Linked DNA regions of Homo sapiens: region 1 is linked to region 2. Evidence: read pairs that join two places in POLR2A ChIA-PET (ENCODE). Cell type or tissue: PC-3. All regions are shown on one strand. Links, peaks and the distances in the headings refer to the core of each region. The heading gives the core; the rest is flanking DNA.

What was found. Peaks named below come from ENCODE experiments on the same cell type or tissue, not always from the same donor. Only the 100,000 strongest peaks of a DNase experiment are listed, where the experiment ranks them.
Region 1: POLR2A ChIA-PET joins it to region 2 with 5 read pairs; 5 of 35 experiments call an interaction of 5 or more read pairs at or near these places.

The regions. Positions count from the first base shown.
Region 1 is chr7:24,925,329-24,928,146 of GRCh38, forward strand. The region is part of intron 1 of OSBPL3 (oxysterol binding protein like 3); the gene reads right to left. Among named protein-coding and RNA genes, the nearest start is that of OSBPL3, 53 kb to the right of the region's middle. In PC-3, for the core only: no CTCF peak of the experiment used is centred there; no DNase peak of the experiment used is centred there; H3K27ac peaks cover 1,078 bases.
Region 2 is chr7:25,013,602-25,016,419 of GRCh38, forward strand. No RefSeq gene overlaps it. Among named protein-coding and RNA genes, the nearest start is that of OSBPL3, 35 kb to the left of the region's middle. In PC-3, for the core only: no CTCF peak of the experiment used is centred there; a DNase peak (open chromatin) is centred at 1,350.

The sequences.
Region 1 (2,818 bases), core at 299-2,798, 88 kb before region 2:
TTTTGGAACACTGGGGGGTGATGTCTGCCTATAATACATGTGGCCAGATGTCTTTTCAAGAAAAGAAGAAATATCCCAATTCCAGCCGGAATACTCAAAGACCCAATACAGTTTCCCCATCTTTCCTTGCTGGTTCTTATTTAATAATAAAATCTGTCTTCCTTTTAAGCAGCCAGTGGACAGGCCTGTTTGAGGCAAGACGCACTAAAATGTCTCAAAGGAATTCTACAAAGATGGCTTTCCTTTCAAGTTTAACTCCTGAGGAATAAATCCTTCTCTGCAAGAGCATTCTCTAGTTTCTCAGGGCTAAACATGCATTCAGCAGTTCCTATTTTGATTGGAACGTTTCATCGCTTTTCTCTATCACTGTAGCAGACAGAATCACTGAATTGTATACAAGAGAAAACCAGGAATAAAGAGATAGGTCCTACTGATGGTGTATTCAAAGCAAGCTTTCTCCTTTAAACCTCAATGTTGCTAGAGTGAAGAAAGTCGGCTGGCTAGCTTTATTTATTTCACCCAGATTTGTGATGTGGAAAAGGTTGAACAGAATAGCAGTTTTAGTTTCCACGGATCACTATAAGACAAGATGATATAACTGGAATTAGAAATATAAAGTTTATCTTGTTTCATTAAAAGGATCCTTAAATAGCTAGAGATTGAAATCTTATCAGCCTTCAGTTTTGCAATGGTGTGATGAAGAGGCAGACGCTACTATCAGGCAGTTCCCATAACAGGGCTAGGTATGCCGTGGTCATTGGATCCTACTATTTCTTTGTGTCTAGAACAATTACCCCTCAGGTGTACTGAATTGGGGATGATAGTGACCTACTGGCACCTATAGAAGTAGTGTTTATAAGATGGACTCCATTTCATACAAAGCTTTCCAGTTTTCAGTTTGAACGTGTAGGGTTATGCCATGCCCCTGATCAAGTTTCTTTAGTGGATATTCATTACCTGTAACAAATAAGAGGTCATCTAGCTGCAAATCAGAATCATCCATGGACAATGTAAAGAAAAACAGATGCTCAGGACATGCTCTACCTGAGTATTCTAATTCAATGGTCCCAGGATCCAGGTATAAACATTTTTTTAAAAAAAGCTTTCCAGATGATTGAAATGCATACGATTGAGGACTACTGGCTTGCAAGAGGAAGTCTCTGTGTTACATACAAGGCTCAATTACCCCCACTTTTCAGCTGACATTTCACCTTCCAGCCACACAAATCCACTTGCAGTTCTCTACAGACTATCTCCACACCTTTGTAGCAGCCATGCCCACCCTTACTGTGGGCACAGCAGAGTGGCCACTGTATAAGGTCGCAGCTCAAATGAGGCCTTCTTGTCCATTTCTGCCTAACATCCCCAGGCTGGCATGCACCAGGCTGCCCTTGCATATACCTTGTATATATATTACAACACTATTACAATAAAGATACTTACATGCTTCTCTCCTACCTGAACTGTAAGCTCCTGGAGGACCTGGTCTCTATGATTCCTATATCCTGCTGCCTAGCAAAACACCTGTCATATGATAGGTACTCAAAAAATTCTTGATGAACTAATAATTGCATCCATGTAAATAAAACCAATGTAGTCAATGTTGTAAGAAACAGACTGCTGGCATTATTTTGAGTTGAATGGAAGAAAATTGGAATGGATATAATCACGAATTTTTATTCAAATAGATTTTTTTGTAGTGAGCTTTGGATTCCAAGAGTTACTTAATCATCCTCAAGCATGCTACAAGAGAAAATGCTTGGGGATCTTTGACTCAGTTAGAAGCAATGCTGCTTCCATTGTATGTCTGGAACTCATTTCAAGAGGATTCGTATGTCTTCACTTCTAGTCCTAGATATCTCTGAAAGAAAACCCAAAAGAAAGAAGCCAGCAGGGGAATTGACAAAAACGAAGATATATTTTATGTGCAGTTTAGAGTTTTCTGAATAGCATTTTTATAAGGTACAAGCTTGCAGGCCTTAAAATATGACTCAGAACACCAACTGTGATGCCAACGTTTTTATTTTTAGACTTTTTAGCAGAGAATATGGCAATAAATCCAAGCTACTCAGTCTACAAATCCTCTAAACTTCCTCCTAGAGAACAGAATAGCACTTGGCATTTCTTGGGGTATTATTTTACTTGCATATATAGTTATGCTAGTAAAATTTTGGTGACTAAAGAAGAATTAATAACTGAAGCTCTCAATGATTCCCATGATTACTGCTTAAGTTGGCAAAATATCCTCAGGCACAGAAGAAGCTTGCTGATGAAAATGTGTATGGGTGGATTGTTCAGTTTTTTTCACCGTGATACACTTGCTTGTAGTTATGTCTGTGTTCTGAGACAAGTGGTAAGGGCATAATAACAGAAGGTTTACCATTTTGAGAGAGAAAATAGGACTACAGAAAATTCAATGGCATGATAAAAATATTTTACACTTTATACCAACTGTGCTTTGCTGTTCCACACCTTAGCTTCTCACTACCCTATCTCTTTTTGTAAAGAAAAAAAATGCTTCTTGAGGTATAATTTATATCCAATAAAATGCACCTGATACGGTTTGGGTCTGTGTCCCTGCTCAAATTTTAATCTCCAGTGTTGGAGGTAGGGCCTGGTGGGAGGTGATTGGATCATGGAGATAAATTTCCCCTTTGGTGCTGTTCTCATGATAGTGAGTATTGTGAGATCTTGTTGTTCAAAAGTGTGTAGCACCTCCTCCTCTCTACCTTCCTCCTGCTCAGGCCATGAAAGATGTGTCTGCTCCCCCTTCGCCTTCTGCCATGATTGTAAGTTTCCTGAGGCCTCCCGAACCATG
Region 2 (2,818 bases), core at 301-2,800:
CTTTTTCATCGTCAGCTCTAAAGAGGATGGGCTGGGTTTCATCTGCTCCCCTCTTCAGAGTCGCTCCCCACTGTTCCGCACTCTCCTTTGTGCCCAGGACTACATCTGTGGTTCCAGACTACTTGTATTGGAGTTGTGAGTTGAGCTAGGTGTTTTTTATTTGCTCGCTTTTTCCCCCGTGGAACATTATCTTTGCTTAAAAAGACTACTGGCTGATAAACAATGGGTATTTGGTAGTATGTAACATATGGTTTAGAAGAAGAATATCCAAGGATCTAAAAAGGCTAATAAAATACTTCTCCTTTTCCAATTTCATGTTTGTGCAAAGCCAGATTGTTTCCATATACTTTAATAGATGGTAACAAATTGAATGCAGAAACAGCTATAAAAATCCAGTTACTTTACATTGCATCAAATTTCTAAAAATGTAAAACAATGTCACTCTTCTCAGTATTTTTTGTTGTTTTGGGAAATATAGTTATTGAACATAAAAATGTTGCTTATGTTAACATTGACTGACTTTGTTATTGGTTGTCTGCATATGCATTAGTAAACATTTAAAAATGTATTAGTTTTATGGTACAATATGGTAAATATCATAGAATTTACCCTACATGAGCAAAAAAAATGTTCTTTGGGGTCCTCAATAATTTTTAGAGTGTGAAGAGGTCCTGGAACAAAAACTTTGAGAACTACTAGTCTAACAAATAGAGAGACAAGTGGTTCTGAGTTGATAGCAAGCAGCATCATGTTACTTAGCCAGTGAGTGAGTCTGGCCTTTACCAGGAGCCCTAGCTCAAGGCAACCTTTGGAGTTTTTATTTAAATTGTATCTGCACTATATTAAATTTAAGGATTTGAGACAGACTTGGGAAATTTGTTGTAATAGTTAATTTTATGTGTCAATTTGGCTGGGCCACGATGCCCAGATATTTGGACAAACATTATTATTTATTTGTTATTTTTTTAAGGGACAGAGTCTCACTATGTTGCCCAGACTGGACTCAAACCACTGGGCTCAAGCAATCCTCCTGCCTTGGCCTCCCAAAGTGATGGGATTACAGGCATGAGGCACCGTGCCTGGCCTGGCCAAACATTATTCTGGATATATGTGTGAGGGTGTTTTTGTGGGTGGGATTAACATATAAATTGGTGAATTCTGAATAAAGCACATTATCCTCCAAAATGTAGGTGAACCTCATCCAATCAGTTGAAGGCTTTAATAACATGAAGGCTTGCCTCCAAATAAGAAGGAATTCTGCCAGCAGACGGCCTTCAGACATGAATTGCAACATCACCTCTTCCTGAGTCAGTTTGCTGGCCCACCCTACAGATTTGGGATTTGCTAGCCTCCATAACTGTGTGAGTCAATCCCTTAAAATAAATCTATTTCTCCTGATATATACACACATCTAATTGGTTCTGTTCCTCTGGGGAACCCTGACTAATACATTAGTCTTCTCAAATATAAAGGATTTACAATAGCAGCCAATAAATCCTTGGTGAAGAAGCGATTAAAAAAAGGGGAGATAAATTTTTTTAAAGTTGTACTAATAATGTTAATTAAAGTATAAAATGTTGGCCGGGCACGGTGGCTCACGCCTATAATCCCAGCACTTTGGGAGGCCGAGGCGGGCAGATCACAAGGTCAGGAGTTCAAGACCACCCTGGCCAACATAGTGAAACCCCACCTCTACTAAAAATACAAAAAAAATTAGCTGGGCATGGTGGCAGGCACCTGTAGTTCCAGCCACTTGGGAGGCTGAGGCAGGAGAATCGCTTGAACCCAGGAGGTGGAGGTTGCAGTGAGCCAAGATTGCGCTACTGCACTCCAGCCTGGGCAACACAGCAAGGTTCTTTATCAAAAAAAAAAAAAAGTATAAAATGTCTGGAAATAACACCAATAAACATGTATAATGGTTTATATGAAATCAGTCATGGTTCTGTATCTAAGGCTGTGCCTGGCAAAATCACAAAATAGTCAACTTGCCTTCCACAGTTTCTCCCGTTTCCTCCTCCCCAACATCCCTTTCAGAGGATTTCTCCAACCCCCAGGGTTTACGTTTCTAAATAGTGTCAGTTTCTTTAATTTTGAGAAACTATTTTCAAGTAAGGTGTTAATGAGTTTGCACCTCCAAAACTAGATTTACATATTAAATGACATCTAAAGAGAAACAAGAATGTTTAGCCCAAAAGTACTGAATTTCTAATAGTGGGTGTTGAGAACTGTAGCATCTGAGTAGGGGGAGATATCTGGGGTAGAGGTCTTCCTGAGTCCCCTCAAGTTGAGCAAAATAGTTGACTACCTATCCCACTGGTACTTGCCGCCTCTTTACAAAACACTGTCATTGAAGCTGCATAGGCGTGGGAATCCTACCTTTGTATCTGGCATATTGGAAGAAATAATGTGCATGGCAGGTGGCTGTGAGTGGCATAGTGAAGAGTTCAGTGGAGCCCTTTGTGGAGTAAAGGGCTAGTGGCTGCTATCCTACATCAGCTCATGAGGCCAAGTCCTGTGCGAGTACTCTCATGAACCACCCAAGGGTCCAAATAATTTTTCCAGAGCAAGAAAATCAGAATTACAATCAGGGGTAAATATTTTTGTCTCTTCCTAATCCAAATACAGAATATTCTTTGTATCTGTGGATTTAATATTTGGAATAGTGAAGGGCCATGCATTATAGTGATTTGAAGTCAACCATACCGCCATATATAGGTAGTATGCTGCCATAGCACAGTAAGTGGGGTTCAATGATTTCAACGGTATAAAATGCGTGTTGAATGACTGCAAGATCAATAAAGTGACTGGAATAAGCCTA